Regions from separate parts of the Mus musculus genome. Here all the other regions are linked to region 1. A link is a loop called in an ENCODE intact Hi-C map of the cell type or tissue named here. Cell type or tissue: heart. All regions are shown on one strand.

Region 1 (8,000 bases):
GCGGGGATCAAGGCTGTGATGAAGTGGAGCTGGCTGAAGCCAGTGGAGATTGTTGACTCCATACTTGCCAAACTGCCCACTTGGACTTGTGTTTTGTCTTGCAGGTGGTGAGAGGAGCATGTCTGGCCACTCGGGGCCTGGTCACATGATGAACCGTGGTGGCATGTCAGGGTGAGTGCCACACTGCCAACCAAGCAGAGGCAGTTTTGCTCTGCAGTGGTTGATTGGGGACCACTGACTAAGTTTTGACCTCAGGACCTAACAGTCCTCTGCTTCTCCTTAGGCGAGGCAGTTTTGCCCCAGGAGGAGCTTCTCGTGGCCATGTGATCCCACGTGGAGGGATGCAGGCAGGCTTTGGAGGACAGAGCCGGGGAAGCAGACCCAGTGATGCCCGCTTCACCCGCCGCTATTGAGCACCTAAGCCACCCAACCGTGACCTTCAAGTCCTATCAGGACTTCCCTCCCACCATTGTACAAAGGAATTTTTTTTTTATCTGCTGCCATATTGTAGCTTGTTACGATGTGAATTTGTTTTCATTTTTGTTCGTGTTTTGTTTTGTTTTGTTTTTGTAATAAAGGTGTTTCTGTTTAAGTGCCCTTTACTTCAGACTTTCAACCTCTCATTTCCATGAGGAAAGTGGCACTCTACCATCAGCCAGAGGTGATGCCTATTCAATTCTGTGTGACACAAGTGAGCTCAGGCTTGGGGCCAGCTATGCTCCTTACTGTGTCTGACATAGCATACCTGCTACTGGTATTGAGGTTCGAATTGCTGAGAGTGGTCCTGGAGGGGGCCACAGACAAGTATAGGGCAGAAGTGCAGGGCCTACATAGGACTCTGGGTCACAGGCAGAGGTAGCCCCTGGTTTTAGTTTTAAGACATGTCACCAGCTTTTCTGGACTTAGTGTGATCCCATAAGCTCAATGCTATATGCCTTCACAGACCAGGGTGAGCCTGACAGTCCTGTGTCCATCCAGCCACCCAGCCTCTGGGAACACCGTTAAGAGTAATGGGCTGTTTCCTAAAGTGGCTTATATCCTGTTGGATGTGGTCACATAACAATCTGCAGAACTCCATGTGGCAGAGGCTAGGCCTGGAGTCCTCACACCTTGGCCACTGTTCTCCATGACTCCAGCCCCTTCTGGGCATGGCTGCCAGTCACAGACTTCTGATATACTAATAGAGACTTTCAGGACTCAGACAGCTGGTGCAGCATGGGACAGGAATGCTGGGGCAGGGTCCCTAGGAAAAGGGACCTTCAGGGGGCAAGGCTGGGAGTCCTGAGTGGCTGTGACTAGTTTGGGCAATGGGGCTGTCAAAAAGAACTGGTCCACTGCAAGTGAAGCCCCTATTAAGGGCCCCAAGTCCAGGCTCCCCGCACCACAGTACCTACTCCATTGTACAGGCTGGAAGAATGGTTCCATGGCTAGTTCAGATCCTAGCACCCATGATGGAGAGCTCACAACAGACAGTGCCAGTGTGTATATACAAGCACACCCACACAAGCACTAAGTTAAGAAAATGCCTCCGTCAGATTGGACTGTGGGACACTTTCTTGATTGATGACTATGGGTAGGTGGTCCTGGGTGTTATTAGAAAGCAGGCTGAGCAAACCATGGAGAACAAGCCTATAAACTAATTTTCCATGGCCTCTACTTCAGTCCTGCCTCCAGATTCCTGCCCTAACTTCCCTTAGTGATGGAGAATGACCTGAGAGTAACAAGCTGAAATAAACCCTTTCCTATCCAAGCTACTTCTGGTCATGGTTTTTATCACACAAAATTTTTAAAAGTTAAAACAAAAAACTAAAACTAAAATCTTTCTGGGCTCCAAACATTACATCTGGAACATAGAGATCCCTGTTAGCCAGGACTCTGCCCATAAAGCAAAGGCTCTACATCCCCCCCCCACCAGAAAACCGGCTGGGGACCATTCCCAAGTCCTTTATTGGGCCAGCAATGCTGGAAGCTGCCCTCAGAGTGAGGTCCCCACTGGGATGTCTCTGCCATCCTGGTCTTGACCCCCATAATGCTGGGGCAGGTGGCATCCATTACTTGCTGTGTTCCTTGAGGTACTCCCAGCCCTCCTTGGAGTATTCTCGGGCCTTGGAGGGGGCCACCGACAAGGCTGACATGACTGAGATGATGCCTGCAGAGACAGCACACAGGTGCCATAAGGTCCCCACCTTGCCAGAGCCACTCAGCCAGCCAACCCCTGGGGAGTGCAAGAGCAGTACATGGAGGAGGAATGGGACTAGCCTTTCCTGATGGACAAGTTCCAGTGTGGATCTAAACCACAACCCCTTCCCTATGCTCTGTTTTAAAAGGTTTCATCTCACTAATATATTCCAAGGTTATCCTCAAACTCTCAGTCCTTCTGCCTCAGCTCTTCCCAGTGCTGAGATTATAGGTGTGTATAACAATATCCAGCTTTTCTTTGTGGAGACAAGGTCTCATATATCCCATATGGCCTGGAATTCCCTATGTAGTCAAAGATGACCCTGAAATCCTTCATTCTCTTGCCTGCACTGAGTGCTGAGATGACAGACCTACAAACACCATGCCTGATTTATGGGGTGCTGACGACAGGACCCAGAGCTTTATGCATGCTAGGAAAGATCTTTACCACTGATCTACAACCCCAACCCCTTAGGGTTTTTTTAAGTATTTTGTTTTTCCTATTTTTGAGAAAGGATGTCCCTGTGTAGTCCTGGCTATAGATCAAGCTGGCCTTGAAACTACAATTTTCCTGCCTCGGCCTCCCAAATACTAAAGTCACAATCATGGGCCACCATACCCAGTCCTTTCTACTTAGTTCCATAGGTGATATACAGGCACACAAACAGGAAAACATGGAGGAGTAGAAAGGGTCAATGAGGTAAACAGGGCTGGGAGAGAGGCTGGGGTGCCCAGGCATCCCCCCAAGCAGGGGCATAGGGGCCTACCTGAGTTCCAGGAATCACGGAAGTTTGGAAATTTAATCTTTGGAGGGGTTGGGAGCTGGGAAGAAAGAGGAACACGGGCTGACACGGGAAACAGGTCACAGCCTTGTCTCCCAAACCCAGAAACACAAAACTCCACCAAGCAGGGGTGGAGGAGGCCCCAAGGACACCCAGAAGCAACCTGTAGGCCACCCACTCCCAGCCAAGGTACCTGTGGCATCTCCAGACCTGTCTGCTGGCACACATATTGGCTGAACTGGTACATTGCTGGTGGCACAACCTCCTCGGCCTTCCGCAGGGCAGCCTCACTCTTGTCACTAGGCCCCAGCAGCTCCTGGTCATAAACAAGGTAGACTGCTCCTCCAGCCACACTTCCCTTAATGAGGAACCTTCAGGAATACATGAAGGGAGACGCTGTGGGGGGCAGGATCTCAGAGATCAGACAGTTGATCATTTTTTGTTGTTGTTGTTTTGTTTTTCGAGACAGGGTTTCTGTGTAGCCCTGGCTGTCCTGGAACTCACTCTGTAGACCTGGCTGGCCTCGAACTCAGAAATCCGACTGCCTCTGCCTCCTAAGTGCTGGGATTAAAGGCGTGTGCCACCACTCCCGGCCAGTTGATCATTTCATTTGCCTTTGTGACACGACTTTTAGCAGTAAACGGAGTCTTAAAGAGAGACAGGGTGGGTCATTCGAAACCCTGCAAAGGATAATGGACACTCAAGATCCCTGGTACAAAACCTTCCAGGGTGTCTGGCGGAGCTTCCCCGCAAGTTACTCAAGTCAGCTACGGAGGGAGATGGGCAGGATTGCCTACGCATCTGAATTGCACCTAAGAGTAAATTGAAGCAGTAGGGTGATAAGGGCTGGCTGAAGCCAGTTTCCCTACACAGACCGTGAGAAAGGTCCGTAACAACCGGAAGTGAGCCGTCGCAGGACCCTAAGCCACGAGGCAGAGATGCCTACAGCCCCGAACTTTCTCAGGGCCTCCACGATTGTCCACGCACCTCATTAGCGACCACACTCGAGCCACCATGGTTAGTCTCTCGCTTCACTCGCCGCGCAAGGACAAGTAATTCGCCCGCCGCTTCCGGTTGGTGTCGCTGCTGAGACTCCTGGGAAATGTAGTGGTCGCTGTCAGCCGCAATGGAGTTAGACTCTTGTAGGTCGAGGTCCGTGGCTGCCGCAATTCTTTCTGGGAAATGTATTAGTTAGGCGGAAGACCAAAGAAGGGCTAGGCCGCGAAGGCTCCTGGGAAATGTAGTCTGGAGGCACGACAGAGACGAGCCCTCGGAAGACACTGGTCGGATTCCCCGCGCCCGCGCGGAGAATTGAGTGTCCCCCAGGTGAAGCAAGCCTAAGTGATGGTTACCACGGCAACGCGAGGGCTGGATTGTTCCAGAGAAGCAGGCCTTTGGTTCACGTGAGCGGTTAGGGGTGTGGCTCTAACCTAGGAAGCTTGGAGAGGCTACAGATGGCCTGTGAGATGGACGCTTGCCAAGGTTGTTGACTTGCCAAGGCCAAGGCGCTGGAGGATCCCTGCCGGGTAGAAGTCTTGGGGTCATGTGAGAACGGGTTGGCGGTGGGTGGTCCGGAGTACAAGGAGCCACACTGGGGTGCGAAGTGCCGCAGGAGGGGTTAGCGGCCAAGTGGACATCATGTAGATCCCTGTTCGGTTGCAAGGTGAGCTTGAGCAGATGTGCACCATGGATGCATGGATGCCTTGTAATTGTCTATGGAGACCTATTGTCCTAATTACTTCTCAGTTGTCCTGACAAAGCACCATGGCCAAGGCAACTCAATAGAAGGAAAAGTTTTCTGCTTCCAGTTTCAGAGGACCATGACCATCGTAACGCGGAGCATGACAGCAGGCAAACCGGGATGGCGCTGGAGCAGCAGCTGAGAGCTTACATTGTGGCTCATAAGCTGAAAGAGACTACAGGGTATTGTGTGGGCTTTTGAAACCTTAAAGTCCACACCACTGTCACCCCTGCCCCAAGAAAACTTATCTCCTAATCCTTGCCAAACAGTTCTACCAAATGGGGACCAAGCATTCAAATACATGAAACTGTAGGGGTCATTCCGATTCAACCATACACAAGACCCCCCCCACACACAACTTTATTTCTTTATTACTTATTTTTGTGTTGGGTTTGGTTTGGTTTGCCTTTGGTTGGTTATTGTTTGCTTGCTTGTTTTGAGGCAAGGTTTGTCTAACAGTCCTGGCTGTCCTGGAACTCACTTTGTGGCCCAGGCTGGCCTCGAACTCACAGCTCTGCCTGCATCTGCCTCTTAAGTGTTGGTATTAAAGTGTGTTCCACCATCACCCAGCTTTGTGGGTTTTTTTCTTTTTTAGACGGGGTCTTATTCTTTGTACGTGATTGGTCTGGAACTCATATGGACCAAAGCTGAATTCTCCTGCCTGGGCCTCCTCATTCCTGCTTTTACAGACATGTCCAGTGTCTATGGTGACATTTTCTCCTTTTCACCCAGAACTAAAATAAACCAACCCTCATGACTAAGAATGGGTGAGAGGAGCCTAGAACATGGCAAGGTAGCATGTGGCATTGCCAGTAGCGCTTAGACAGTGTATCTTTGGACCTAAGATTTGAAAGAAGTAAGTTTTAGGGAAGAGCGTCCAAGCAAGAACTCAGCCAGTGCACAGGCCCAGGACCTGGGACAAAGCTGAGCAGACTGGGCAGTTTGGACTGGCTCCTGGAGGACCCTTTAAGGGGCCCAGGGCTTTGTTTTCCCCCCACTCCCAGAATGACCAGAGTGAGTGGTCTGAGGAAGAAGGAAGGATGTTGGCAGCAGGACATCTTCATTATGTCCCACTAAGGCTCACACACGGAAGGCGAGCCTCCCTGTGTGTGGGTGCAGGGCTGGGATGGGGGTAGGAAGTGAGTGTGAGTGGGAGGGAAGAATGGGAGAACTTGAGAGCACTTTCTTCATCCAACTTCCTTATAACTTGTTCCAGACCTGAGGCTGTTTCTTCCCTGGCTAAATGTCAACAGGAATATACCTTTCAGTGTGTGCTTGTTAACAGAAACTGCAGTGATAGAGATACAGCAAAATACTCTGTGTACCTGCAAATATAGGGGGACATTGGAGGATGGCGCCCTGGGCATCAAGAAATACCTACTCCCCATGGGCCAGAGGCTTGCCTCTTGGATACTAGGCCCCGCCCTTGCCCTTCTTGGTCTCTGCCCTCAGCTCCCACTCAAGTTTAGCCTCCCTCCTGCATTCAAGTCCAGCCCCTGCTGTGTTCTACCACCCCACCCCACCCCCACCTTGGTTTGGACAGCAGGTCCTGCTCATTTCCCCTCCCTCTTGCGTAAAAGACCCCGCCCCTGCCCAGATTGGCTCCGCCCCCTCTCCTCCATTCCCTCTTTCTGTCTTAAGCTCCGCCCCTGCCCAGCTTTGCCTCGCCCCGGCTCCTGCTCAAGTTTCCTCTCCCTCCTGTGTTCTAGGACCTATTCCTACCTTCTTTGGACTCTTCTCAGGCCTGATCATCAGCACAGCCACCCTAGGGTACCAGAGTGGACCCTCTTGGCACGCAGGCTGAGGATCCCCACGAGGGCCTTAGCTCCATCCCAGGGTGATGCTACCCACAGGCCCCGCCTATCTGGGTTGGCCCCTCCCACTCTTATCCAAGTACTTGTGCTGCTGACGAGTTTTGCCCTCTGCTCCCTCCAGAGTACTGCATCCTGGTACATCCATGCCCTGCTTCGTAATGAGAGTTGGATTCTCTTATGTTCTCTACTGTTGGAATTCCTCAGGCTGACAGAGCGTGGAGTGTGGGAAGCTGAGGCAGGAGAGGAGGAGGCTCAAGTACAGCTCAGCTGCTGGAGCACTTGGGTGTTACACGCCTGTCATTATCAGGACAGCCTGGGCTGCACGAGACCATAGCTCACAGAAAAAAAGTGAGGAAGGAGAGGAGTGAGGGGGCACAGCCTGTGATTCTAGATAATTTGCAGCCCTCTCTACCCCAAGGCCTCCAGGGGACGCGAAACTCCTTCAACGAAACAGTTCATAAGGATCAGTCTATTGATCCGGACAGATTTGTTGTGACTGTTGTGACAGATCTATTGATCTGTTGGATCCGGAACCCTCCATGACGAAGGCAAACGGAGTTCTGTAAACTGACTTCTGACCTCTGCAAGTTTGTAGTGGCACATGCTCTCTCTCTTTCGAGACAGGGTTTCTCTGTGTAGCCCTGGCTGTCCTGGAACTCACTCTGTAGACCAGGCTGGCCTCGAACTCAGAAATTCGCCTGCCTCTGCCTCCCAAGTGCTGGATTAAAGGTGTGCGCCACCACGCCCGACACAAACAAAAAATTTTAAAAGCACTCTTTAAAGTCATTTTTAAAAAGATTTGTTTATTTAATTAGTTATTATGTATACAGCGGTCTCCCTGCATGTGTACCATCAGGCAAAATGAGGGCACCAGATCTCATTATAGATGGTTATTAGCCACCATGTGGTTAACTGAGAATTGAAATCAGGACCTCTGGAAGAGCAGACAGGGCTCTTAACCTCTGAGACATCTCTACAGAGCCCATTCCCCTCAAAAGCACTTTTATTGTCAGAGATTAAATTACTTCAACAGCTAACAACAGTGTGAGGCAGCATTCCAACTCCTAACCTAAGGGATGATTCCCAAGCCGAGGTCTCACGGGTGCCGTAGAACCTCCGGCCACCAGAGGTCGCCCGCAGCGCGCCTGTCTCTCTAGCCGGAAAGGCCTGCAAGTGGCATATATCCCAGGATTCTGCGCGGTGCCGTTCTTCCTGTCCCGGCCGCCATCGGAGAGCATCAGGTAAGTGGGCCTCGTCGGGGCTCATCTGCCCCCATCGGGCATCCCGGCCCCATGGGGAGTCCCTGCGGGCCGGCATGCGGGCGGGCGCGGGCCGAGGTACCGTGTCTCAGCCGCTGTCTTGTCCCCGCTGCCCACAGCCATGGCTCTGCGCTACCCCATGGCCGTGGGCCTCAACAAGGGCCACAAGGTGACGAAAAACGTCAGTAAGCCGAGACACAGCCGGCGACGCGGGGTGAGTGCTGGG
Region 2 (8,000 bases), 400 kb after region 1:
CGGCGCACAGCGTCCTCTGTCACCTGGACATCACTGTGGGAGGGGAAGGGAGGGAGGCTGGAGTCATACAAGAGTCCCTTTAGCCCAATCCCACCTATGGTCCTGCTCCTGTCTGAACGTACCCGCTGCTGGGTGTGGACTTCCCAGACAGGCTCTGGGGACCCGTGTCCATCCGAAGACGCTTGGCTGCTGGAGTCTCACTCGTCCGCTTCCCTGGTGGAGAGAGTAATGTCACGTCCAGGCAGGGCCCAGATCGGGGACAACAGGTGGCTGCCAGCAGCTCTTTCTCCAGTGACAGGCTTTTCTGGGCACTCACCCTGCTCCAGCTTGCTGGCTGCAGCCCGCAGGGTAGAAGAGGTGCTTGCTGCTTCTGCACTGGGAGTCCCTGGCCGACTGGTGCCCTTTGAACTCCCCCCCGATGGCTTCCGCTCCCTCTTTGGGGGTGTCTTCTTCTTCTGCAGAGATTAGGGTATGAGTGTGAAGGCTCAGACTGGCCCTACTCAAGCCCCCAGCTCTGACTTACCGCCATGAAGAGTGCAGAGGAGGTCTCACTGTCAATGTCGCTCTCTTCTGAGCTGTCTGAGTCATCACTGCTGTCTGCACAGGGCAGATAAGGACCATAAGCAGAGACCCCAGACAGAGCCTACCCATCAGCACCCATGAGCAGGGAGGGCCAAAGGACCAGGAGTATACTGGCCATCATCGCCCACCTTTCCTGCGCTTCTTCTCTTGTGGGGTAGGGGCCTTCTTCTCTTCTTCCTCCTCCTTGTCCTCCTCGGGGGGCTTCTCCTCCTCACTCTCCTCACTGCTCTCGCTCTGCTCATCCACCCCTGGGACACAGGTCACATGGGTGAGCAGTGGCAACTTCTGAGCGCACTCCCACCCACTGGTTGGTCCCTAACTGGCACCTACCCTTTGGGCCATCCTCCTGCTGGGGCACTTTGGGCTTGCCTTCTGTCTCATCTGGAGAGCTGCTATAGGGCAGAGAAAGGCAAGCCGTAAAGTTGGGCGGCCACAGGCCTGGCCTGCCTTGCCCCTGCCTCATCTCTGCCTTGCCTGTGCCTTACCTGGAGCCATCAGACATGTAGTCTACCTCCTGGCCCTCGAAGTCCCCATCATCGCTGTCCTCAAAAGCCTCATCATCTGAGCCCTTCTTCTTTTTCTTCTTCCTGCCTGCCTTGGTCACAGGGGCCTTTTTCTTAGCCTTGGAGGTTCTGCTGCCTGTGAGAGGAAGACACAGGAGCTCAGACTGGATGAGCACAGATCTCTGCTCTCTGCTGGGCAGGGGCTCCAGCCGCTCTCACTGGGGACTCTAAGCAGGGGCTCCACCCAAGCCACGCCCCCAGCCGCTCTCACTGGGGATTCTAGGCAGGGGCTATACCCATGAGCAGCAATTCCATCTAGCCAGGAAATCCTGACAGCTGATGCCACATGCATCACTGTACTCAAGCAGTGACAGGAAAGACACAGGTCACATAGCATCTAAAGCCTTTATAAAAAGTATCTGAGCCAGGCAGTGGTAGCGCAGGCCTTTAATCCCAGCACTTGAGAGGCAGAGGCAGGTGGATTTCTGAGTTCGAGGACAGCCTGGTCTACAAAGTGAGTTCCAGGACAGCCAGGGCTACACAGAGAAACCCTGTCTCGAAAAACAAAACAAAAAAATAGTATCTGAGCAGGCAGCTCTACAGGGACACATTGCTGCTTCCCAGGTGGTGGTAACTCACCTGGTCTCTGAACTAAGACCTCTGGGTCCCCACTTACCCTCTTCACCACTGGCATCGCTGGCATCGGAGGACATTTCCAGGTCATCCTCCAGGTCATGAATGCGCAGCTCACTAGGCTTCTTGCGACTGCGCTTCTCCTTCTCCTCCTCATCTTCATCCTGGTCCTGGTCCTTGAGCCGCCGCTGCTGCATGATGCTGAAGTGGTTTAGGACCTTGTTCCTCCTGCATGGGAACAAGTGACTATGTACTTTGTGTAGCAGAGGATGGTGGGGAGTAGGGGACTGCAAAGAGCTCCTTGGGCAAAGAGGATGGTAGAAGATAATGACCGATACACTCAAATGGGCATCCCTTCTTTACAGGACAAATGGGCATGACAGGATAACCTCATTAAGGCACAAACACTGTAAAGGAGGCTAAGGCAGGGTAGTTAGCCTGAGCCACACCACATGCAACAGAAAGAGAAAGAGGCAGGGCATACAGCCTGGGCCATTTCAAACCCCCAAATCTTGAAACAATATAGGGTGAGCCCTGAGATGGACTCAGGCCCATGTGCACCTAAGCCCCCTGGAGACCCCAAATCTTAGCTCCTCCAAACTCAGGGTCTGTTCCAGGCATATCCAGCCATTATATTGGTTAGCTAAATAACATTTTATGGCTTTGGAGGTGGTGGGTTGTTCGGTTGTTTTTGGTTTTTGGTTTTGTTTTCTTGGTGAAACAGGATCTCTCTCTATTGTCCTAGCTGTCTTGGAACTCACTATGAAAACCAGGCTGGCCTTGAACTCACAGAGATTCTCATGCCACTGCATCCTAGAGTGCTGGGGTAAAGGTGTGCACCACCAGGCTTGGCCCAGTTAAAATTCCTTTTAAAACAGGATCTCATTGTGTGATCTTAGCTGGTCTGTAACTTGGAATATAAACCACCCCTCAAACTCAGAGATCCTGTTGCCTGTGCACCAAAGTGCTGAGATTAAGGGTGTGTACTACTGTGTCTGTCAAGTTTTGGGGTGTTTTGAAACCAAATCTCATATAACCACAGCTGGCTTCAAACTTAATACAGAAGATGGACCTGAATGCCTGGTCCTTGTTGCTTCTGCCATCTGTGTGGTAATGTGTGCATACACTACCCCCACCCACACCCCCCACTGTTAATTTATCTCAAGGATTACTTAGAGAAGGGGCAGGGTCTCACTGGACAAGGAGCCGTCCATGAACCACACCTATGCATGCCCGGAAGAAGACTACGCATAGTGGGAGGAGGAGCTGCTTTTGACATTGCAGTCCCGGCCCCTTGAGAACTGGTCCAGACTTGTAGGCAAGCACAGAGCAACCCCACAAACCACATGCATTCCTGAAGCCCTTTCTGGGCCCACAGGTCCCATCCTCAGCAGGTGTACAAGGTATCTCATGCTATACATCCCCAGTTTCTCAATCCCAGCCTCCCTGCACCCGCCTTTGTCTCTACCTCCCAGGCTAGAACTGAGGAAGTTGCCATTAGGAGGCCCCTCCCTGGACCCCCAGGCTGTGCATATCTGTGGTACCAGCCTTCACTCAGCTCCCAGGCAAGACTCAAGCAAGAGAGGTCTGCCCAAGCAAGTACTAAGCAGTACTCCAGGCAGCCTTGCTCTGAGGGCGTACACAGCTGTAACAACCACCTTTGGCTCACCTCTCCCATTCCTCCTCGGCTTCCTCAGCAGTGAGTGTGCGGTGTCGGGCCAGTGGTGTGAAATTGTACCAGTTCTGTACAGGGAAAGCCTCAAAGGCACCATCAGCACACTGTGTGAAGATGTAGTAGGCTGTGTTCTCTGTTACCCCGCCTTTCTTAATGCCTTTGAACCTGTGGAGAGCCTAGGTTAGGTCACGGTCCCACCCACCCCACCTGCACTCCTTCCACCCTCTCTACAGTTCCCATTTGGGCTCTTCTAGGAATGATTAGGACAGAAGGGCATGTGCTACCATCTCCCTAGCACAAACATCACCCTGCCACCTTGTGGCCACCATCTGCTACCAGATTCTGGGCCATGTTGCACTGTGTATCCTGCTCCCAGCCTATAATCCCCCATGGCTACTGAGGGCCTTACACTGTGTAGGCTCCAGCTATTGGTTCACTGAATAACTATGCATAGAGCACTCTCGTCACTGGCTCCATCAGACTCCACCTTCTTTGCAATGGAGTATCCTCGCCCATGGGGTCAGGGCCCTATCTCCAGGCCACACTCAGGCTGCTGAGCCAGACCAACAGTATCTAGTTGATTTACCTCCAAGATTAAACTTTATCAAGGAGGTGGTACTGGGACCACCATCCTGTTGGCTACAGACTCAAAGAAGATGCCTCCAAAGTATGCATGTGGGAGGGACACAGGCTGGCCCCTCCCACCATTAGCATCACTTACTTCCGTCCTGATTTGCCATTGACACGGAGTAGCCAAGGCTGGTCCTCAGGCCGAAACTCCTTTAGGACAATGCCATACTTCTTCCGGCGCGCCTCCTCCCTAAGCTTGCGGTTGAATTCACTGCCTGCACCGGACTCTGGCATCTCTTCTTCCTGGTAAATCTTCTTGTTGCTCAGATCTCGCTCCAGCCGTGCCTGAAGGAGAAGCAGGAATACTCTTCTGTCTCCCTGTGCCAGGCTTCATGTGCTCCCAGCAGACTCCCCATGTGGCATGAAGGCCAGGGATGTGAGCACCTGTTGCCTCTGCCCAGGGAGAGGGCTGTGGAACTGGTTCACTGGGTAAGGTAGCAGGCTTACAAGCACAAGGATCAGGAATTCAGATCCCCAGGACCCACAGACAAAGTTGGGCATGGCATCTGAGACCCCATGAGAGAGGTGCAGACAGGAGGGGCTCTGGAACTCACAGGTCAGCAAGCCCCAGGTTCAGTTAGATACCCTGACTCAAAACACAACGTAGAAAGGCTATGGGACGGTACTTGCTGTCAAGCCCGAGGCTTGAGGTCAAGCCCTGGGACCCACACTGCAAAAGGTGAGAAGTGACTCCTGAAGTCTTCTCTGATCTCCAAACTCTGTATCCCCCACATACCAGTGGCCCAACAGATGTCATCGAAATATGGTGTAGAGTGACTATGGAAGACACCTGATGTCAACTCTGGCCTTGACAGGCACAGCGTGCCCACATGCATACAAACATCACACACACAGAATACTCTGGTCACAGGGAATGTGGGACTTACTACAATAACAGTAAAGCAGACTGGTTCATGAGATCATGGAGTACAGAGACTAAAGATGTATAGTGACCACCTGAGGAAGGCCCAGGAGCAACCTCAACAATATGAAGATAGTGACATTTTAACATGGCACCCAAAAGAGTGGATAGTTTAAAACTTTGGCCTTTAACATTTTTTTTTTATTCTTAGTATTATCTAGAAAGTCCTGTTATGTAGCCCAGGCTGGCTTCAAACTTATGATCCTCCTGCCTCTACCTCCCTGGTGCTGGGATAGTAGTATCTCTGGCTATACCCATCTTGTGGAATCATTTTATCCTTTTGAGACAGGGTCTCACTACAGTGAAATTCACCATGCAGACCAGGCTGGCCTTGAAGTCTGAGATCCACTGACTCTGCTGCTTTCGAACTGGCAGTAAAGGTATGTGCCACTACGGCCAGCTGGCTTTTTCTTAAAAACAAAAACCCCAAACTTTTAAAGTGTATTTCTTTTTGTGGAGGTTGTACATGACATTGCCTGTATGAGATCCAAGGACACACTTGGAGCCACCTCTTTGCTCACTGAGTTATCTTGCTACCCACTACTTTACTTTTTTAAGACATGGTCTGTGGCTGGCAAGTGGTGGCGCACACCTTTAATCCCAACACTTGGGAGGCAGAGGCAGGTGGATTTCTGAGTTGGAGGCCAGCCTGATCTACAAAGTGAGTTTCAGGACAGCCAGGGCTACACAGAGAAACCCCGTCTTGAAAAACCATTAAAAAAAAAAAAAAAGACACCGTCTATATGTATCGTGGGCTTTACTGTGCAGGCAAGGATCATCTTCAGTTTGAGGTCCTACCCCCTTCCCGTGCTGGGATGACAGGCGTGTGCCACCATGGCTAGTATACATGGCGCTGGGGATCCAGCTTGGCCTCATATATGCTAGATTCGTGCTCTACTGACTGAACCACATCCTCTGACATGCTTTGCTTTGCTTTGCACTTCTTTTCTTTGGAGCTAGGATTTATGTAGCACAAGCTGGTCTAAAACACTCAGTCTTTCTGCCTCAGCCACCAAATGGCTGGAATCACAAATCTGCTGGAGCCACAGGTGTGGGCACCATCGTTTCAGTAAAGTTATTACTATACATAGTCACCAGCCCAGGGTTAGGTCCCTGCCCCAGCCACCCAGAATCACCCACTTACCTGGTTCCAGGTAGCAAAGTTGACTTTATCGGCTGCATTAAAAGCCATTATGTTGTATCTTTTGGCTGTGTTCCTGGAATGGGCAAGAAACTATTCAATCTATTGATTATTCATTCAACAAATCTATGCTTTACACCCTTGGTTGTAGGTAATTCTGGGAACTCATAAAAGACTCCAGAGCAATGGTTCTAAAGCTCTGACCCTCTAATACATCTCCTCATGCTGCGGTGACCCAATCATAAAATTATTTTTGTTTAGTTCACAACTGTAAGCTATAAATGGTCATGTAAATATCTGTGTTTTCCGATGGTCTTAGGCAACCTGCAAGTTGAGAACCACGCTCTAGTTTTTCAGGGGTTTTGTTTTGTTTTGTTTTAAAGAATCAAGATCCATCTCATCCAACCCAACCCCATCAGATAAAGATCCACAGACACTAGGCTCTCTTACAGCATCACATACAGAAAGAGTGAGAGCGAGAGCAAGAGCGAGAGTGAGAGAGGAGAGACAAGAGAGAACATTCATACACATAGATAATAAATTAAATCTTCAAGAAACAAAGGGACCACCAGGCAGAGTTGGCACATGCCTTTAATCCCAGCACTTGGGAGGCAGAGGCAGGTGGATTTCTGAGTTCGAGGCCAGCCTGGTCTACAAGGTGAGTTCCAGGACAGCCAGGGCTACACAGAGAAACCCTGTCTCGAAAAACCAAAAGAGAAAAAAAGAAAAAAGGAACCAAAAGTGCGGAGGACCCCTATGTAGAAAGAAGGGCAGGCAGGCAAGGGTCTTAATGGATCTGAGTGGGTTCAAAGCCAGCCTGATCAAACCATCTGAACTACACAGTAAGACTCTTGTCTTCAAAATAAACAAAACTTAAGAGGGGGCTGGGTGTGGCTCGGTGGTGGAGTACTTGCCTAGCATGTACCCACCTAAAATAAAGTTAGAAGTTGAGGGACATGGCACTTGGCACAAAAAAACAGGATGTATACCACCTGTGACCAGTTTGGGGTTTTCTTTTATTTTGGGACAGGACCCGACTATGTAGCCCTGGCTGTCCTGGAACTCACTATACAGACCTGGCTGGCTGCGAACTCACAGAAATTCTCTTACATCTGCTTCCCAAGTGCTGAGATTAAAGGCAGTCACCATGTCTGACCTGACCCGTCTGACTCAGGGCAAAGTCACCGACCCCTGACATTAACTACCAAGGGGTAACTGTTACTGTGTCTTGGACGGGGTGGCAGGGGAACACAGGGCCGAGGTTCTGGAGTGTGGGTGGACGGGGACTTACTTGGGGACTCGGACGACGTACTCGGTGACATTCTGGCTGCTGGAGCCCTGCAAGAGAGCAGGGGTCTGTAAGGCGAGGAGAGGGCGCGGGGTCTGTTCTGCGACACCTCTGTCCCCACCTCATTCATACTCACTAGAGCCGCCATGGCCGTTGCTCAAGCTGCTCCCGGTCGGCCTGACGGGATGAACTTCGTTGTGTCCCTCGGCTCCAGGAAAGGGAAGGCACCTTTCCTGGTTGTCACGTTAGTGTGATGCTGTGCTTTGGATTTCCAAATCCTTAAGTCTCGGAGAATGCTGGAAGACGAGAAAAAGAGACCTAACTCTCTGCGCATGCGTTAGAGCCTGACCCGGAAGTTGAGCTGCCACACCGAGAAGAGCGCAGCCGCTGTAACTACTCTAGATCACCAGCTTCGGAGAGAAAGCCACCTTTTGGCGGCGTTCTCTGTTTATATACCACGGAAAAGTCACGTGTAGACACGCCCGTCGTGACGTCACGACGCAGGCACCGCGGAGCATCCTGGGTAGGGTGGAAATGGAGTCTCCTGGTAGACGCGAACTCGATCCTCTTGCGCAAGCGTAAATGTGTCCAAGAAGCGGGAACGGAGGCCGAGTTGCCATGGCAAC
Region 3 (8,000 bases), 110 kb after region 1:
TGTGAAACTGTCTCAATGTTGAAAGAAAAATTATGGGGTTGCAAGCCAACCAGCATCATGATTCAGTTAATGAGAAGCTGAAGTGACATTTTGCTACCCAAATAGATGATGGCCTGCTAGGCTCCAAACATTGGCAAGTAGCAGAAAATTCTCATTGTTTTCAGATTTTGGTGCTGGCAATGGAACCCAGAGCCTTAGCATGCCAGGCAAATGTCGTTACGCCACACCCAAGGCACTATTGCTTTTCTATAATGTAAAACATAATTAACTCTTACAGTTGCTGCAGTGAATCCTTTCATGGTCTCAGCCCTTGGCAAGCTCTAAGATACAGCCCAAGCTATTGCAAGTCTTAGCAGTAAGATGCAAGGCTAGGGATAGCTTAGCATTACAGACCCCACCCAAGATACATACCCCAGTGAGGGGCTGGGGGTGTGGTCAGGGCGTGGAGTTCCACCTACAATCCCCTAGTGAGGGCTAGAAAGCCTGGGTAATATGAGTTTCGATATTCCTCTTGTCCCCTGAATTGCAAGTGGCCTCAGTTGTGCAGAGAAGTAGTTTTCCTTCACTTCTTCGGGCTGAGTTTCAATTGTCTCTGGGAATAACTTGAACATGGAAGCTGCAGGACAGCTGGCTAACTCCAGCCCCCTCCGCTGTAAAGTATGTATAAGGCCTAGCAGCGTGCTACCCCACAACAGGAAAAAAGGTAGAGTCCAGGTTGAGAAATAGCCAATTTATTCTGGTGCAGACAGGCCCTAGTCTGCCTTCTATACAGATAGCTCCCTTCTTTCCTCCATCCCCAAGAAAAAATGGGCCTCTGTCTCCCACACTGAGGGTCCATGTCAGACTCTGGGTAGACTGGATGGCTGGAGGCCCTTCTGTTTCGAACACCCCCTACCTTCTATCTTGGTGGCTGCTCAAGGACAATTTCCCTGAGCGCACAGGTCATGGAATTCAACAGACACCACCTCTGGGTGCAAGGGCTTGTGGGGCCCCTTCCTCTCACTGCTCTAACAAGGGCAATGCACCCTCACCATCATAGGCTCTAGGCAGCACAGAAACCAGGATTTAAAAAATAGATTCTCTTAGGGTATCAAAAAGGCGTCTTGCTACAAAAACATCATTGTCCCTGGAAACCAGGAAAGGGCTTATCAGGTATCCAGAAGGCTCCTGGCTAAGGCAGGGCCTCCCGGGCTGTGCTAGGCACTGATGGAGACAGAAGACAAAATTCCCTGCTTCATAGCCACTGCCTTCCCACTGAAAAGGTGGTCCCAGGATGGGGCTGTGGGTGTTTGCACAAAGCCTGTCATACTAGCACTGGAGATGCTGAAGCAGGAGGATCAAAAGTTTAAATCCAGCTTGAGCTACATAAAAATTTTAGAGGCCAGCCTGAGCTACATAAGACTAAGCTTCAGAAAAACTAGACCAAACAATCACAGTACAGGGCAGTGACCAGCTGGCAGGAATGACTTCAGAGATGCTGGTTGGAAGGCCCCTCCAGAAGGGGGCATTTGAGAGAGACCTGAGTGTCAAGGAACTGAGTGTGGAATCAGGGAAAGACATTGAGGCACTCTGGGTTGTGGTGTCTCAACCCACTTGTTCTTCCTAGAAGGGTAGAGCTATGGGAGAGAGATCCAAGATTAATGATTTGTCTTGGCATTAAGGATGGTTCAGGAGGCACAAGAGTGAGTAGAAAGAAAGGTAGGGAGTGCTCCCATCAGCAGGGCACGGTGGCTCACATCTAGATTCCAAGTACTTGGAAGGAGGATTCAAGGGAAGCCTGGGTTATAGAGAGAGACCCCATCTCAAGCAAAAAGACAAACTCCCCACAGGCAGGGCCTGTAGTGGGAGCCTGTCAGCCTAGCAGGGATCCATGCCACACTCCTGAGACAGCAAGCCTGGCTACCTGGGACCCTGTCCCAAACAGGAAACACCGAGGTTTCAGGGTCAGTCCCCACCATCTCACTGATGCTGGGGTGCCTGTCTGGCTTGGGCTTTGTGTATGCCTGGTGGAGAATGCTCCTCCCAGAGTTACCACCCTTACCTTCATTTGTTTTTGAAACTATTTAAAACCAGTGGAATGTAGCAGATACTCCAGCACTGGGGGGGGGGGGGGGGTTTAAATGAGATCTTGAGTTTTCACTTGTTGTGATGTTTAGATGGGATCCGGGTAATGTCTCAAGACCCCTCTAGGTGATGTCCAGGACTCTAAGAGTGGAATCCCCATGGGGCCGTGACCACAGATTCTGAGATCTGTCAGGACAGCTCACACCGTGGTCCCAAACACAGCAGGCTGCTGGTCGTCCTGGTCGTCCTGGCCCTCCTCCTTTCCCATGTTGTTGCCCAGGGGTGGGCCAGGCCCATCAGGAAGTAGCTGGGCCCTATGGCTGTGGCTGGCCGGCAAGGGGCCCAGTTCCTCTGCCTCCTCCAGGGTGGCCAACAGTGCGGCCAGGGGTGGTCGGTGGCGAGTGATGTCCTGCAGCAGGTCAGCCCGAGGCTGTAGCTGCTGGATCATCTGGTCCCTCTGGTCCACTGCGGCCTGCAGGCTGCGAACTGTGGCCTCAGAGCTCAGCAGCTGCTCTTGGAGGGCAGATATCTCCCTGGTAAGAGGACCAAATAAGGTAGTTACCTACAGGGGGTGGGGGTGGGGGCATCTACCTGCTCCAGAATCCTCTGAGACTCCCTATGTCTCCTCCTGCACTACTTCTTTGTGTGCTTGTTTATGTGCATAGGCGCACACATGTGACAGCAAACATGTGGAAGTCAAGGTACAATTTTCAAGAGTTGGTTCGCTCCTCCTGCCCCATGGGATCAAATTCTTTGTCATTCTTAGTGGCGAGTGTCTTTATACACAGAGCCATTGATGTCATTGGTAAAGCACCCTCAGCCCCACAGCAGGCCTGGCGCTCTGTCATCCCAGCACTCGAGAGATGGAGGCAGAAGGATCAGGGGTTGAAAGCTACATAGTGCCTTTAAGGCCAGCCTTCTCTCAAAAAACAAAACAGTGCCAGTTTTGTGTGTCCTTCGGTAGGACTTCCGCATGGTCACAAATGGTTGTCACAGATCTGACTATTCTATATAGGGGTGTTCTGTGCCTTTGTCTACCGATGTGGGCCCCTACCCAGCAGCTTCCTTCGATCATCAGACACAATACTCTTGCACCTACCGGCAGACTCGGCCTTGTGGGTGGGACAGCTGGCTTCATTTTAACAGTTTGAAATGCTCTCAAGTAACCCAGGCTATACTCTAAAGTCCCCATGTAGTCGAGGATGGCCCGAACTCCTGATCCTCCAGTCTCAGCCCTCCTAGTGCTGTGATGCCGGGCATTTAGTGCTCCGGAAATTTTTGCTCTCGGTTCCCAGCCCTTTCCACCCGCCTCCTTTGGGATGTCCGCCGGGCCTCCTCCAGGGCCTCACCGGTCCTTGGCGCGACCCAGCTCATCCAGGGCGGCGCGCAGGTGCTGGTCGTGGCAGGCCAGGCGCTCGGCCTGCGCACCAATCGTGCGCTCAGCCGCCAGCAGCCGCCTCTCCAGCTCCGCTGCGCGTCGGTGCACGGCGGCCAGGTGCGCGTTCGCCTCCCGGATCTGCAGAGGTGGCGGCGCAGACATGGCCCCCGGCTGCCGTGCAGGCCCCACCCCGCCCTGTCGGGTCACGCCCACAACGCAAGAAGCCCCGCCCCTGAGCCCGACCCCCACCCCCCACCCCCTCCCTCACATGCAGCTGCCAGGCTGCCGCTGCATTAATTTAAACCTTCTCAAGAGGCCCCGCCCAACTTCGAAGTGACGTCAAGAAAGACACGCCCCCCGGAGGAAGGCGTGTGCTTCCTCTTGGGCTCTCACTATTGGCCACGTTTCTACCAGGGGCAGGACTAAGTGCGGCCACGCCCCGTAGCCAATGTTCACGTCCCTTTCAGGACCAGCTCCTGAGTGTGGCTGTGCCTGCGAGTGCAGCGAGGACTTAAAACCAAAGCAGAGTGGGCCTGGTCTCCGTCAATTATAATCCTCACGCTAAATCCTCACGATTGGTCCCCTTGCCCCCAGCCTGGCCACGCCCCCAAATAGTTACACGCGGTCCTGATTGAGATGGGCATGAAACCACACCCCTACACAGTCCGGATCCCTGACGAGCCAACCGCTTTTGCGCTGTGTCCCGCCGCGTCCGTGCAGCTCCGGCTAACTAGGGTATCACTAGCCTCGCGCTGTAATATCTGCCCTGCGATTGTCCTACCTTCTGTTAGTTTCGATCGCTGACCTGCCTGACAGTGTAATGGCTGTCCTGCGACCTGTCAATCCCATCCTTGGATGCACTATCAACATTCTCCGTACTAGAAACCTCGTCTTCGCTAGGGCTGGAGGCGTTTTTCTTCATGGCCTCAGTTTACCTTTCCTGACGTCACGGGCGTCTCTGTCCAGATTCACTTGTGGACCGAGCACGACACAGATCTTGCTACGGGATTAATAAGACCTCGGTACAAACCTGCACTGCGCGCATGCGCGCACGCCTTGTCTGCGTCCAAGGCGTTCAATAAAGTTGCGCGCTGGAAACCTCGCGAGAGTTGACCTAGCCGGCTACCCTTGAGTTCGCCCAGACGCTTTAGGGTCGGCCGAGCAAGCCCAGCTAGGTATGGCGATGGTGAAGCGGTTCTTTGAATCTTACCATGAGGTCCCCGACGGCACCCAGTGTCATCGCAAGACCTACATCACCACGGCCTTAGGCGGCATTTGCGGTGAGCGCGGGCCGGTGGGCGGGCGGAGGGCGGAGGTCTGGAAGCAAAGGTCAGAGGGCGCGCGGAGGTCCCTGGGGCGCCGGGGCGCAATGGCTGTAAAGGCGGAAGAGGTTGAGACTTTTGAGGGGCGTAGACTCGTCAGTGCCTAGGGGCTTCAGAGGTCGTAGGTCAATATCAGGGAGCAAAAGCTGGAGAAAATGTGAAGGTCATTTCAGCGTCGTCAGGAGTTTTTAGGGTTAAGGGGTGATCGGGTCATCGGAGTTTTTGAAGACAAGTTCTAGGGTTGCCTTGGCAAGACTGCAAACCCTCTGTGTAGCGGAGGATGGCCTTGAGGTCTTGATTCTCCTGTCTCCAGTCTGGCCTGCATGATCCTCCTGCCTCAGCTGCCCGAGTGCTGGGATGACAGGGCTACACCCCAATCTAGCCTCTGGAAGATGTTTTTGTTATTTTTGTTTTGTTTTGTTTTGTTTCTATTTTCCGCCACCACGGAACCTATTAATTTGCTCTTATTTTTAAATGATTTAAAGTGATTTAGTTTTGTCTTACGCTCATTGGTGTGTTACCTGTATGTCTTGTGTGTCCGATTCTCTGGAATTGGAGCTGCAGACAGTTGTGAGGTGCCCGTGTGGGGCCTGAGAGTTGAACCCAGGTAATGTGGAAGGGCTGTTCTATTTCTCCAGGACTGAGAGAGAGCCATCTCTCCAGCATGATTTACTATTATTTTGGACATGATCTCCCTATGTAACCCAGGCTGGCTTGGGATTCAAAGAAAGTGTCCCGCCTCTGCCTCCTGAATTCCCAGATTAAAAGTATGCATCATCATGAGGACCTGATTCTGGAAGATTCCAAATAGGGCACACTTGTTTGGAAGGTCAGATGTCCTTTTAAGGCTGTCATGGGGTTACCTTTGGCATTTGAGACTCTTAAGGTGCCCCCTCATGCCTAGTTCATTCACTCACTTATGCTATCCCTCAAGGCCTCATTCAGTCATATATTTCTGGTGTGTCCACAGGCCTCACATTCATGAGTTTACCCAAGGCTTTGCTCCCACAAAGCAGGTGTTGTAGGGTCAGGTGATTGGGGGATTTTAAAACAGACAGAACAAGCCTAGTCGTGGTGGTGCATGCCTTTGAGCCCAGAACTTGGGGGGCAAGGCAGGCAGATCTCTGTGAGGGAGGCCATGGAGAGAACATGGGTGTTGATCCAGAGGAGGACTGTGTGCACTCTTGGTGTCTGGCTGGAGTCTGTCTTGGGTAGATGTGGAGAGTAGGCAGGCCCTTGCCAGAGGTGCCATGTCAGAGCTACTGAGGGAGGAAGTGGACAATTATGTCAGCTTTGAAAATTCTTCCCTGTGTCCTAACTCCTTTGTTCCCAAGCTCCCTGCTTGGCTCCCCTAAGGGGGATATTGCAGAAAGGCAGTGACCCTGCCTTCCCAGCAGGATCTAGCAACTTGGAGGCGTGGTGGAACTCACAATTGAATGAGGGAGGTCTTTGGGGCCTCAGTGGAAGGATGGATGAATAAATGAACGTGGCTTGTGCAACACAGTGAGTGAATGAATGAATGAATGAATGAATTCCTGCCCTGCCGGCACAGCAGTTAGGAATGGATAGCTCCTGGGCGCAGCTGCACCTGGAGGTTCCATGCTGCAGCTGGTGCTCCTGGAGGGTCCCGTGCTGCAGCTGGTGCTCCTGGAGGCGCTCCATGCTGTAGGTGGTGCTCTTGGAGGGTCCCATGTTGCAGGAGGTGCTCCTGGAGGGTCCCATGCTGCAGGTGGTGCTCCTGGAGGGTCCCATGCTGCAGGTGGTACTCCTGGAGGGTCCCATGCTGCAGGTGGTACTCCTGGAGGGTCCCATGTTACAGGTGGTGCTGAGGCTTGGCTGTGGTTTGGCTGGGCCATGGGAGAATCACCACAAGGGAGCAGTTAGATGGTGAAGGGCAGTCACTCTGGGTCCCATGACATCTGGCTTGTTAGGTGTGGTCACCAAAGTCACCCAGGGTCCCTGTGGCCTCACCAGTCCCCATCAAGAATCCCAGTGCCCCTGGGTTCAAGTCCTGCTGCATCTGGGAAAGACATTTCAGCAACCTCCAACAGTGAGGTTGGGTTCCCGTGTGAGCTTTCTCGCACCCTGTGCGTGTACACAGAAGCCACAGTGATGCTGAGGCAAAGGGATGGCTGGGCTGGGGAGCTACAATGTCTTCAAGGCCTCCAGCCCAGTGCCCAGCCTCATCTTTGAGGCCCTGCTAGGGTCTTCAGTCTGTGTTGATACTGAAACTCAAGATCTGTAAGTGCTCGGTGCTCAAATCAGAGCTCCAGAGCTCACCAGGAAGGGTGTGTGTGACATCCCCAGAGGCTGGAGAAGAGTTGAGGGGCCAGACCCACTGCCCCATGACCAGCTATGCTGGGCCACCTTGGGCTACTTTTCTGGGCCACTTCAACTCCGATGGAAGGAATAACAACAGAATTCATCCAGCCTGGAGGGTGAGGGGCAGTAGTGGGTCTTGTCGCCCCTGTAGCAAGGATCCTGTGTCAGCTTCCCCAGAGAGCTTTGCACAATGGAGTGGTGTGGGGCTGCTTATGCCTGGTCTGGCCTGATTGTGATGCTTGCTCTGCAGCCCACCAAGGCCTGGGCTCCTGACTTAGCACCCACCTTGGCCCCAGCTTGCTATGTAAACTATGGTGTAAACTCTGGAGAGGCAGGGGGTGGAGGAGATGGAAAAGCTGACTGGTGTGGCAGTGGGGTTGGCGTGGGAGGAATGGAGCCAGCCAGATGTAGGGACACGTCTGGGCCGAGCTGCCGGCACGTGGAAGGATTGGCATCCTGAGACCCATTGCTGCCAAACTGGATTAGGCCGAGGTCCCAGACCCTTGGAAACTATGGCCTTTGATGAGCCTGGAGGAGGCACTGTGGCAGCTGCATATTGATGGCTGGAGGTCTGGGTCAGGGGTCGTGGACCAGCATCAACCCACTGGGGCAGGGCTCTGCCTTAGGTATTGGGCTCTGGCCTAGCAGCCGTGGCCCTGGATTTGAGTTCTGCTGTATCCTGGAAAGGCATCCCAACAACCTCAACCCTCTCTCCCTCCCTCCCACAGGCATAATCGGCTCCGCTTACAGCGTCTCACTCAACCCCGCAGATTCCACCCTGGAAGCAGTGGCCAGAGTCGGCCGGTACACATTCACTGCAGGTGAGCTAGTGTCCTGCTCACAGTGACACAGGCCATTCAGAGGCGACTGGAACCACTGAGTGGGGTCCTAGGACACTGACTACAAGACTGGCT

What was found. Hi-C counts contacts between places; a loop is a spot of excess contacts. Peaks named below come from ENCODE experiments on the same cell type or tissue, not always from the same donor. Only the 100,000 strongest peaks of a DNase experiment are listed, where the experiment ranks them.
Region 2: it touches region 1 in a loop (2.8-fold over the local background); 2 of 42 quality-filtered maps call a loop at or near these places.
Region 3: it touches region 1 in a loop (2.0-fold over the local background); 3 of 42 quality-filtered maps call a loop at or near these places.

The regions. Positions count from the first base shown.
Region 1 is chr17:56,605,693-56,613,692 of GRCm38, forward strand. It overlaps Safb (scaffold attachment factor B), which reads left to right. Exons shown (of 21, transcript NM_001163300.1): 20 at 105-171; 21 at 284-602. The coding sequence ends at 413. It overlaps Micos13 (mitochondrial contact site and cristae organizing system subunit 13), which reads right to left and starts at 4,079. Exons shown (of 4, transcript NM_153152.4): 1 at 3,948-4,079; 2 at 3,154-3,331; 3 at 2,946-3,000; 4 at 1,760-2,149. The coding sequence starts at 3,976. The coding sequence ends at 2,052. It overlaps Rpl36 (ribosomal protein L36), which reads left to right and starts at 7,703. Exons shown (of 4, transcript NM_018730.3): 1 at 7,703-7,756; 2 at 7,894-7,988. The coding sequence starts at 7,896. In heart, a CTCF peak has its summit at 4,034; DNase peaks (open chromatin) are centred at 3,109, 4,139, 6,319, 7,709 and 1 weaker place; H3K4me3 peaks cover 4,008 bases; H3K27ac peaks cover 3,806 bases.
Region 2 is chr17:57,003,599-57,011,598 of GRCm38, forward strand. It overlaps Gtf2f1 (general transcription factor IIF, polypeptide 1), which reads right to left and starts at 7,690. Exons shown (of 13, transcript NM_133801.2): 1 at 7,511-7,690; 2 at 7,378-7,424; 3 at 6,090-6,162; 4 at 4,115-4,308; 5 at 3,388-3,558; 6 at 1,762-1,946; 7 at 1,068-1,221; 8 at 913-974; 9 at 711-830; 10 at 524-597; 11 at 317-455; 12 at 123-213; 13 at 1-33. The coding sequence starts at 7,522. In heart, CTCF peaks have their summits at 3,715 (motif pointing left) and 7,779; a DNase peak (open chromatin) is centred at 7,923; H3K4me3 peaks cover 1,486 bases; H3K27ac peaks cover 1,702 bases.
Region 3 is chr17:56,713,221-56,721,220 of GRCm38, forward strand. It overlaps Vmac (vimentin-type intermediate filament associated coiled-coil protein), which reads right to left and starts at 3,701. Exons shown (of 2, transcript NM_178926.3): 1 at 3,414-3,701; 2 at 712-2,597. The coding sequence starts at 3,604. The coding sequence ends at 2,264. It overlaps Ndufa11 (NADH:ubiquinone oxidoreductase subunit A11), which reads left to right and starts at 4,542. Exons shown (of 4, transcript NM_027244.1): 1 at 4,542-4,722; 2 at 7,815-7,907. The coding sequence starts at 4,620. In heart, no CTCF peak of the experiment used is centred here; DNase peaks (open chromatin) are centred at 2,364, 3,861, 4,511, 7,560 and 1 weaker place; H3K4me3 peaks cover 4,096 bases; H3K27ac peaks cover 2,716 bases.